Linked DNA regions of Homo sapiens: region 2 is linked to region 1. The links are chromatin contacts, found by Hi-C or POLR2A ChIA-PET in ENCODE. All regions are on one chromosome and are shown on one strand. Each heading gives the region's core, a stretch centred on a gene start or an enhancer-like site at or near the end of the contact. The rest is flanking DNA. Distances are from core to core; before and after follow the strand shown.

Region 1 (5,586 bases), core at 1,060-3,559:
GGAAGGTGGATGGACTGGGGCTCTGCATGTCCAGATAACACATTTGGACTTTATCCACTTAGCTTTAGAAGGATAGTGAAAAGGGTGGGGCCAAGTGTCCTCTTTCCCTCTTCCACCCCATGGGCTCTCTGGCTCTGGCCTCCAGATCGTAATAATTCCCCATGATATCAACAAATATGGATTACACACCTTTACTGTGAGCCAGGTATCTTTCTGGGCACTGGGGAAACAGCAATGAACAGGACAAGGGTCTCATCTCACGGAGCAATGGAGGAGGGAACAGTGGAGAGACACAGTCGTCTAGTAAGCAAATACATAAATAAAAGATAATTTCCCGTAGTCATAGGTGCTCTGACAAAACAAAAATATAGAAATGGGACAGACAGCGATGGGGGAGGTGAAGCTGCTTGAGTAGGGACAAAAGGGAAAGCCCTCTTGGAAGAGATGACATTTGACCTGGGACCTGAAAGGTGATGGGCCAGACATGAGCAGATATGAGGAAGGGCATTTCAGAAGGAGGCGCAGGCACTTGCAAAGACCTGAGGCAGGAACCAGTTGAGTGGGCTGGAGAAACATGAGATTGAGTTTGTTCAGAGCAGAATGGGCTGGGCAGGGAGTGAAGGAGGACAGGAAGACTTACAGGCCAAGGTGAAGTTGGAATTTTATTGTTCAATACTCAGCTCAAGGCCAGGCACAGTGGCTCACGCCTGTAATCCTAGCACTTTGGGAGGCTGAGGTGGGCACCACAGTTTTCTTTCCTGGGGTTTGGGAGAAATACTGGGGGAACTTGGTGTCAGGGCATTTTCAGAGTTCTTGCTTTACAGAAGAGATGGTTCTCCTGCCTCCCATCTAGGCAGAAATGGTAATATTGGGGTGATCACCCTGTGAACAGCAGGATAGGGTACTTTCTGGGCCGGAGTGTTGGAACTCAGAGAGCTTTCTGCATCCTCCCATACCAACTTAAACCTTTTTCCTCAAAGAGAAAGCCCTGACCCCATCAGGCACGTATGTGCTTCTGAACAATATCTCCAGGGGTGAGAAGGATCGCCCCGCTGAGAGAGGACTCAGGACTGCTGGAGGAAGCCTAATACAGTGAGCAGAGAAGGGCTTTGGAATTAGGCCTTGGCTGTGTTTTTGGGGGCTGTGATGGTCATTTACTTCTGTGAATTCTTGTTTCCTCTCCTCTCCATGGAGCTACAGTTGGTAAGGATATAGGGGTCTCAGGACAGGGAGTTGGGGGAGATAGTCAATTTCTCCCATTTCAAACCCTTTCCTGAAAGTAAGTTAAGTTCTTAGAGAACAATGTCCCATGCGATGACATTCCTGGGCCACAGAGGCTGCTCTTCCTCAACAGCCAGGCAAAGAGCCCTGGACATCAGACAAAGCCTGAGCTGATTCCAGAGGGAATAAGCAGTGAGAGGCACAGCATGGGGCAGCCAGAGGGAGTAGTCCCAGGTCCCAGAGCTGGCAAGGAGGAAATGCCAAGGCCACACAGGACAGATGGCAGATGTTTAGAGAACATTTTTAGGGACAGATTCCTTTCCCTTCACCCATGAGCCATTGCAGAATTTCATCCTCTTGGCAGCCAACAGGGTCCCTCTTTCTCTGAACCAACCCCTCTGTTGCAGGGCCATCTATCTCTAGGACAGTCCTCCATGGGCAGGGAGAAGACATAGCTAAACCCTGACCTGATGAGTCCTCAGAAAAACTAAGTCAGCACAAGTCATCTGAGTCACAGAATCTTGAGCCCTTTTAACATCTCTGCTATTTTCCCCATCAGTGGCTAGATTGCTGTTTGTCCTGAGAATGAAGTAGGAGTAGGTCGGGTGCTGGCAAGGTGGTTTCTCATGCCCCAGCCTCTGGACCATGGGAGCTGGAGAAACAAAAAGGGCTGAGGCAGAGACCTAGAAAGTCCAAGTACTCCCCTCCTCAAAAATGAGCTGGGGCCGGGAACAGTGGCCCACGCCTATAATCCCAGCATGTTGGGAGGCCGGCACAAGAGAATTGCTTGAGCCCAGGAGTTCGAGACCAGCATGGGCAACAAAATGAGACCTTGTCTGTATTAAAAAAAAAAAAAATGAGCCAAACATCAGGACTGGAGCAAATGGGCTGGAGCCTACAGGGGATGGCAAGCAGGTCAGTCCTGGAAGGACACTTGGGAAACGTGGCAGGGAAATGCTAGGCTAGGATTGCAGCAAGAGCCCAGCTTCTTCATGACTGCACCAACCTGGAGGTAGGAGGGAGAGGGGGCTGATGAGGACAGGCCCTGGTTGGGCTGTAGTGCAGAGGCTGCGCTGGGACCTAAGCCAAAGGCAACACACGCTCCCGAAGTTCAGAGAAAGAGGCAATTTGTGTTGGGCTGGTTATCAGCGCCTTCCATCCCTCCAAAAAACCCGTGCTGGGCCTGGTCTTATTGCAGTAGTTCTCTCTTGCTTCCGCCAGGGAGTCATGGAAACAATTTGGGGTGATAGCGAATAACTTTGTGACCACCTCATTCACTTAGAGAACCTCCTTCCACTTTTCCATCCTCCTTTGGGCATTTCTTATACCCTAGCCTAGAAGTGACAAGAAAGGAGAGTGTTTTTCTGATTTTACAGAGCAGAGCATCACTCCTAGCCAAAGCTCAAGATGAGACAGAACTTGAGGCCACGTGTTTTAAAGAGTGCAAATTCATCCTCACAAATTTTTCAGATTCCATCTAAAGCATCCTTAGGCTGAATAATGAAGAATTCAGTTCTCGTCCCCACCCCCTCTCTCTGCCTTTCTCCACACACACATACCCTCCCCCGCACCCATTTCAGAATCTTTTCTTTTTCTGCTGCAGTCTCCTCCTCCTCCTCCCTCACCTCCCTTCTCAGCAGGAGCACACCAGGACAAGAAAATGCTACTACAGGAGCCTCCCAGCCACAAGAACTGGTTTCTCAGAATGAGTAGTTAATGTAGACCTGGCCACAAAGTCATTGCCACGCTGAGCACATTTCTGTCTCACCATGTCTAATGTAACTCAAGAAATAATGCAATTGCCTCTAGTGGACTTCACCCAAACTGTGCCCTGGGTTGCCCTGGGGAGCTGGTTCTGCTGCTTCAGACTAACTCATTTCTTGTGGCAGGAGGCCGCTGATATGGTCAGTTCCCAGGGATCAGCTGCTTGAGGTGGGGGTTGGGGTCGGGGGAGGGGGGGCAGTCAGAGGGTGTTGGAAAGGGCACCTATAAAACGTGGATTCATAAATGGGCTGCAGAGAGACTGGAAAGACTCTGAAACTGAATGCACAAATTTGTATGTGCATTTTTACTGGGGATGAGGATCAATTTTTTTTGTCTGATTCTCAAAGAAGTCAGAGACCCTCAAAATGGTTACTCATTTTGTGTAGTAGGTAAAACAAGAAATTAAAATGTTTCTCTTTTCATTTTTGCTCCCCAGTGACTTTGAGTTTTATGCAATTTCTTGTATAAAAGGAGAGCCTGAGTCCATGGAAGTTGGGATTGAACATCCTGAATATGCAGTTCCTTGGAGAGCCACCAAGAAAAGACCTAAGCAAGAGACATGATGTCACCTTCGGGGAGGAGGCTCTTCAAGCTGTTTGGCATGAGAAGAGGAGGAATGAGGAGGATCACTGGCCTTGAACCCCCAAAGAGAGGCTAGAGCACCTTTCTAGGACCCAGTCCAGGGTTTGTCTTGAACATCCAGCTCCAAAAGAGATGCTGTGCAGATTCAAGCTGCCAAGTCCTGAAGGACCTGAGGGAAAACCCAACCCCAAGCAGCCCAGATGGTATCTGAGTATCCTGTGCCCTACCCACGAAGATCAGGAGCCTAAAGGCTAGAGCTCACTGCAGAACCAGACCAAAGACAGTTTAAGGGCCATTGAGCCAAGCCTTCCTGACCTCCCATGGAGAGGGGAAGAGAGAACAGGACCTCCACTTATCCACCTACCCGCTGCTGAGTCCCTTTAGCCCTTGGCATGGTAATTAACGGTCAGGAAGTTATGCATCAGCCTCAGCAAGCTAACATGGCAGGAGATCCCTCCTGACAGCAGAGCTAATAAGAAATTTGCTAATGCAATTTATCACTTTAAAAAGCCATATGTCGGTGGGGATGAGCACTTCTCTGCAGCAGCTAGTGTAATTGTCAGAACAGAGCAGCGAGCAGCTCTGAGAAGGGGGTGAGGATGATGTCTTCACTAAATCAGTGGTGCAATGCAGCAGGCGAGGGGGCTGGGAGGAGGGGTGTGGTGCTGGGTGGAGGGCTCCCAGCTCTCAAACTCCCAGGAAGCCAGTGCTGCAGACCTGTTCTGGGGCCCCATTAAAAACCAGATTCCCTGAACTCCAGCCCCTGCTGCCTTTGAGCTGCATGAACCTGCGCTTTGGTTCCTGCCACAGTGTTAAAAAAGAAGCGACTCTGTCTGCAGTAATGGCTGATCTAAGTCTCAGCCATTGAGTGTCAACACACAGGACCCCACTCCAGCTCCTCCTGGGGGCAGGGCTGATGCCATGTGCACATTTGGTCTTTCTCTCCCAGACCCCTGCGATAACTTCATCCAGGACAAGGGCCACTGGTCCTTAGTCAGAGGCAGGGAAAGATTAGAAATCCACCTCAGGCCCAACAACATCTCTGCTTTCAGTTTAGACAAAAGGCAAATTGCTTTGAGTACCCAGTGTTTGCCAAAATAAAGAGTGGTTTCTGCAAAGGGGAAAAACTGCTGTTGTGGGATTTTGCTTCAAACACTCAATTGCAAACCATTTTTCCCAAAGCAAATTGATAGAGAAGCAAGTAAAACAGGTGCCCCTTCTGGGAATGAAGTCCAGGGCTGCTGGGAAGGCTGTGGGAAGGAATAAGAATATCCACACGGCTGGATCTCCACTGCTTTCTGGAATAGTCCCCACTCTCAGTTATCTGTGGAATGAGAGGGGCTGGGGAGAGGGATGAGGTAGGGCAAGCCACCACCACCAACACCCAGAGAAACATCACACTCAGTTTCCACCAACTAAACTTCCCTCTAAAGCAAATTTTGACCCTAATTGTTCTCTGTCCTTTAAATTAATGCTTTTTTTTTTTAAGACGGAGTTTCACTCCTGTTGCCCAAGCTAGAGTGCAGTGGCATGATCTCGGCTCACTGCAACCTCTGCCTCCTGGGTTCAAGTGATTCTCCTGCTTTAGCCTCCCAAGTAGCTGGGATTACAGGTGCCCACCACCACACCCAGCTAATTTTTTGTATTTTTAGTAGAGAGGGGGTTTCACCATCTTGGCCAGGCTGGTCTCGATCTCCTGACCTCAGGTAATCCACCTGCCTTGGCCTCCCAAAATGCTGGGATTACAGGTGTGAGCCACCACGCCCAGCCTAAATTAATGCTTTGAATTTTGCATGGAGACACTGAAGGAAGACAAAGTACAAGGACCCAAGTAATAACCAATAGAAAGAAGAAATCCCATGCCAGGGGCCTGGACAGCCCAAGACGTGTATATAAGCTCCACGTTGCCTTCCTGTTTAAGACCTTCTGCTCAGCTCATACTGATGGAAATGGCATGGGTGGGCATGGGGGAAGTATAGCCTCATGACTCTCCAGCCTTCAGGGTGATGGGAGAGGACT
Region 2 (5,586 bases), core at 1,786-4,285, 73 kb after region 1:
AATTAGAGCTTTTGGACCACAAACTTTACCCAGAGAATTTGACATTCAGAATGGAATGTAAAAGTGCAACATTGGAATACAGCTTGTGTATAGCTGAGTGACCTCATGGAACTGAGGCTTCCATCTCCCTGCAAGCCTGCCTGCAACCTGTTCCCTTCTGGTTTTGTTTGGTTGACAAGGCTAGTGAAATACCCATGGTGGAGGCTCAGAATCTTTTTGCAATTTCCTATCCCTGGGATGTTTGAAAGGCTAAATCTCCATGATAAGGATAGCTAGCATTTATTGAGTATTTGCTACCTTAAAAGATATTGCAATGTTGTGGCAAGTGAGGAAGCTGAGGCTTGGAGATGGTAGATGGTCTGCCAAGGACACACAAATCGTCAACTGTACAGTGAGAATTTTTTATTTTTTTATTTTTTTAGACAGAGTCTCCCTCTGTTACCCAGCCTGGAGTGCAGTGATGCGATCTCAGCTCACTGCAACTTCTACCTCCTGGGTTCAACAATTCTCCTGCCTCAGCCTCCCGAGTAGCTGGGATTACAGGCATGCACCACCATGCCCGGCTAATTTTTGTATTTTTAGTAGAGACGGTGTTTTACCATGTTGGCCAGGCTGGTTTTGAACTCCTGACCTCAAGTGATCTGCCCACCAGGACCTCCCAAAGTGCTTGGATTACAGGCATGAGCCACCACGCCCGGCCGTACAGTGAGAATTTGAACCCAGTTCTGTATGACTCCTGAATCCTCTTAATTTCCACACTACATCAGTATTCAACAGTCAGGACTGCCTACACAGGCTGCTTGATGGAGCTTCCCTGGCCTCCACAAAGAGAACCTCTCTCCATTAAGATTTGCTTTACATTAAGACTGGGACTTGCAGCACCTTGTCTGAGTCCCCTCCCTGACCAGCTTCCTTCTAGTAGCAGTTGTGAACTCAGTACTGCTTTCCTCTTACTCCAAAAAGTGCTGCTCTTTTCTTAAAAAAAAAAAAAAAAAAAAGTTTCTTCTGGTTATTTTTCACTGTAGAAGATTAAGAAAATCCTGAAAAGCACAGGAAGAAAATAAAATAATCCATAATTACGAAATTGAGATAATCTTTTAAAACAGCTTGATATATTTCCTTCGTGTACAAGGTGTTTTTCAGAGGCCTGTGGATCCCAGCCCCTCCACCAGCTCCTGACTCATGAGCTTCTCCCGGAAGCTTCTCCCTTTACTCTCATGGGCAAAGACTTCCTCCCTCAATCCCTCAAAGTGACCCCACAAGGACATAAGGCTATACCCTGCCACCTTCTCTTTTTTTTTTTTTTTTTTTTTTTTTGAGATGGAGTCTCGCTCTGTCACCCAGGCTGGAGTGCAATGGCACGATCTCGGCTCACTGCAACCTCCGCCTCCCGGGTTCAAGCGATTCTCCTGCCTCAGCCTCCTGAGTAGCTGAGATTACAGGCACATGCCACCATGCCGAGCTAATTTTTGTGTTTTTAGTAGAGACGGTGTTTCACCATCTTGGCCGGGCTGGTCTCGAACTCGTGACCTCATGATCCACCCACCTCGGCCTCCCAAAGTGCTGGGATTACAGGTGTGAGCCACCATGCCCGGCTTATCCTGCCACCTTCTAGCCTCAACTGAAAGTCAGAATTCTGGAGCCAAATTTTGGAGACATGTGGAGAACTGATACACAACAATTGTTACACTCTTTCCTCACTAAACTTTTTAAATTTTTTTTTTCATTTTTTATTTTTGGAGACCGTGTCTTGCTGTCACTCAGGTTGGAGTGCAGTGGCACGATCACAGCTCACTGCAGTCTTGACCTTCCAGGCTTAGGTGATCCTCCCACCTCAGCCTGCCGAGTAGCTGGGACTACAGGTGTGCACCAGCACGCCCAGTTAGTTTTTGTATTTTTAGTAGAGACGGGGTTTCACCATGTTGGCCAGGCTGGTCTCAAACTCCTGACCTCAGGTGATCCACCCAGATGATCCACCCGCCTCAGCCTCCCAAAGTGCTGGGATTACAGGCATGAGCCACTGTGCCCAGCTGATTACTCTTGTCTCCTGCTAAATCACAGACGTTTGGGGAGTTCCTTCAGGACCCCAATAAACTTGTCTGTGGAGGCCTGGGGAGTCTCTTCAGACCCCCAATAAAATTTGTTTAATCCTAAATGGATCCTGTTAAGAATTCCTCCATTATTTTGTCACGCTTTAAGGCCCAGGAAAGGCCTAGGCAAAACTCTTGGTGGGCTTTTGTTACATTCCAGTCTTTGTATAAGGGCACTGGCCCTTTCAGCTTTTAATATTTAACTTAACTACTCAGTCAGTACTTTCACAGTTGTTATGGAAGCCTGAGGATCTTGCCACTGCGCTCTAGCCTGGGTGACAGAATGAGACCCAGTCTAAAAAAAAGAAAAAAGAAAGAAAAGAATGTCCTGTATTCACACAACCACCACAGAACTGGACCTTCTTGAACAGTGCAGCATGGCTCATTCCTTCATTCTTTGATATCCCAACCCCTGCTCAGCATCTGCAGCATGGGGCACAGAGCAGGCACACCCTCCAATGCTGCTCTGTTCACTAGACGGCAGCTTTCTCCTCAGCCCTCAGTGTTCGGCTTGTGCACAGAAAACGTGAATCTAGATAATAAGAGCAAAGAACATCTCCACGGGACATAAGTAAACCACCACACCCCACCCACCTCTATCAACCTTATCTGCTTACTTGGAGCTCTGATCTCTAACAGGCAATTAATCCTCCCTTGTGGAACTCAAAAGTCACCTACCCATTCCCCAGGGAGCTGGGTGATAAGAAAGCGCAAAGTTTAGGATTACTCTTTGATAAGAGTCTTGCTTAAACAAGATCACATACAAAAGCCTGTCTGATCCCCACACCCTTCTCCCCTGGCTCCCCTCTCTCCTTTCTTCCTCTCTTGCTTGTAAGATTGCAAGATTGTGCAAGCCAACCCACAGACTTGGGCTCTGAAAGGCCTAATGCAAATTGCTTTTAGACACACACATTTCTTTCCCAGCCCTCTGTATTAGTCCACTCCCCACCCAGCAGGCCTCACCCTTACCCCCTACCTGGGAGTTGACGCTTGGGGCTCCCCTGGGAGCTGATTGCCCTGGTCTGCTCCTGGCCACTTCCCATTGGTGCTTGCTCATTTACATTTTAAAATTAGAGCAGAGTTCAACACTGTGGTTGGCTTTAGTGGCTCTATGAATTGTCCTACCCTGGTGAGAAAAATGCAGACAATATAGCCACCTGGGAAAACTTTGCTCCTAAAATAGCGCAGCCCCCACAGCATTCTGGCAACAGGTTGCTCTGTGGTGAGTCTCTGGCTCTGGGCTGATAGAAACACCCGGGGATGTAAATAGCAATGAGAAAAGGCCACTTGTACCACGATGACGTTTCGTGTTGGCGGGTTCTACCCCCACCCCAACCCCACCTAAGTTCTCTATTTTTGTTTTGCTTAAACTTCAGCTCACAGCATAAACACCCAGGGTTGAGGCTCCATTCTGCCCTAGAGCTGTGAGTGCAGGGTGAGGGGTTGTGGTGTCCTGTTCCTCCTACCATGTCCCAGCCCCTCTGTTTCAGTCTCAGCACTGTCCTCCCAGACCCTCCCTTCTGAAGGTCAGTTCCCTCTGCTGCAAAGTGGGAATAACAGCATTCGTTGGGAGGGTTGAATGAGTTGACAAAACCCATGCCTGGCACAGTGCCCGCCTGTGGCAGGCTGCAGTGTCTCAGGCCATGATTAAGACAGGGTTGTGGCAGTGATGCAGGTGCACACAGTGGTGAAGAAGCAGACGGTGGGGACCCTCTTGGCAGTCCCCGACCACACAGATGCATGGCAGGACCAGGAGGTGGGGGGCCTCAGGCTGAAACGGCCATCTCCCCAACTCCTCCTTGTTTGTCGGATTCCAGGCCAGCGCCTGGCAGCCCTTCGGCACAGAACTTCTTGTACATTCCACAGCAAGTGAAAGGGCTTTTGTCCCCACACAGGAAGAACAAATGACAAAGGCAATTGTGTGTCTCCCCACGGGCCCACACAGCAAGCTTGGGAAGAGAAAATTCTTTCCCCAAGAGTCCAGCTTTGCTGGAGCGGTTGCAGTCACAGATCAGTCAAACTGTGGCACAGCTCTGGAAGAGTGTGGCATCTGAGCTCCCACATGTGTGGCAGGGTGCTCATCGCACGCCCAGCACACACACATGTGCACAAACTCCAACACATTGCTCCTGCCCAGACTAGCTGGGCAGTGCGTCACAGATGCTCTAGCTGCAGGGGCTCAGGAGGGCATCACACCCACCCCCTTCAGGAGGTTATGGCTTTATTATTCCCTGATATGGTTTGGCTGTGTCCCTACCCAAATCTCATCTTGAATTGTAGCTTCCATAATTCCCACGTGTTGTGGGAGGGACCCGGTGGGAGATAATTGAATCATGGGGGCAGTTTCCCCCATATTGCTCTCATGGTAGTGAATAAGTCTCATGAGATCTGATGGTTTTATAAGGGGAAACCGTTTTCGCTTGGCTCTCATTCCCTCTTGCCTGCTGCCATGTAAGACGTGCCTTTGCTCCTCGCCTTCCTCCATGATTGTGAGGCCTCCAGCCATGTGGAACTATGAGTCTATTAAACTTCTTTTTTTTATAAATTACCCAGTATGGGCATGTCTTTATTAGCAGCATGAGAACAGACTAATACATTCCCCTTCCCAGGTGGGCCACAAAGGCCCAGAGGGTCCTACAACTCGCCATGGGTCTCACCGTGCTTGTCCTTTTCAGGCCTCATGGCCCACACTGTGAAGAATGTTAGGCACTATCAGAGAAAGATCTGTTTTCAAGAAGTCTATCCTGAAGGCCCTTCAAACACATAGTCATTGAGGGCCTATGAGAGGGTGGAGACTCCAGACTACCCACAGGAGATAAATTATACTGAAGAAATCATTCTCACTGGGACAGGATAGATCTCTCCTTTTACCATTTTTTTTCCATCCTTATTTTTCGTATTCTCTTGTAATTATCATAATAGGAAGCTGAGGGTTTGGAAGATTTTAAAATTTGTTAAAGGAAAAAACTTTTCTTATCAAATGAAATTATTATGCATCACTTTATTGGACCCCATGAATGGAATGGAATAACCCAACCCATTTCTGCTGCAGACTTGGCTGCCAGAGCCCTTGGTTGCTGAGTTTAGTGATCAGTCACAGTAACCAGTTCGTCCCAGGTACATCTGGTGCTCCTAATAGATGTCTGGCCTGGCATCTGCTTTTATGTTTTGTGTCTTGTTGTATCTTGAACTTAAATTTCATAAGTGATCTTTGTGCTGTGCAAAAAACTTTCATTGGCCTAACAGAGTTGGGAAATCTAGATGTTATTCCCAGTTCTGCCTGACTGACCAGTTCCACCTTGAGCAAGACATTCCCTCTATCTGGGCCTCTATTTCCTCATTTTGAAACCTATCTGTGTCTCCCAGACTTTCCTGTAACAGAATAACCTTGAGTGTTTGTTAAATATACAAAGTCACAGGCCCCTTCCCTAAATCAGGGGTGGGGACAGGGAGCTGGAATCTGTATCTTTAAACCTAGCATCCTGGTGGATTCTAA

What was found. A loop is a pair of places that touch in the nucleus more often than their neighbours do. ChIA-PET counts read pairs that join two places held with the same protein, here RNA polymerase II (POLR2A). Pooled maps may share reads with other maps.
Region 2: a pooled map shows a loop between it and region 1 (2.2-fold over the local background). The contact joins two enhancer-like sites. A Hi-C loop is called at or near these places in 3 of 168 maps with a recorded cell type or tissue (endothelial cell of hepatic sinusoid, gastrocnemius medialis and psoas muscle) and 3 of 50 pooled maps. POLR2A ChIA-PET finds 5 or more read pairs at or near these places in 2 of 52 experiments (BJ and Caco-2).

The regions. Positions count from the first base shown.
Region 1 is chr2:47,235,312-47,240,897 of GRCh38, forward strand. The region is part of intron 3 of EPCAM-DT (EPCAM divergent transcript); the gene reads right to left. LOC124907763 (a long non-coding RNA gene) reads left to right here. Exons shown (of 2, transcript XR_007086311.1): 2 at 3,422-4,694. Among named protein-coding and RNA genes, the nearest start is that of CALM2, 62 kb to the left of the region's middle. RefSeq lists an enhancer at 3,352-4,106. Within about 2 kb of position 2,310, at least 4 of the 41 ENCODE cell types and tissues checked have a DNase peak (open chromatin) inside an H3K27ac peak, as active enhancers do.
Region 2 is chr2:47,307,301-47,312,886 of GRCh38, forward strand. The region is part of intron 3 of EPCAM-DT (EPCAM divergent transcript); the gene reads right to left. Among named protein-coding and RNA genes, the nearest start is that of BCYRN1, 25 kb to the right of the region's middle. RefSeq lists enhancers at 2,302-2,491, 3,752-3,821. Within about 2 kb of position 3,036, at least 26 of the 41 ENCODE cell types and tissues checked have a DNase peak (open chromatin) inside an H3K27ac peak, as active enhancers do.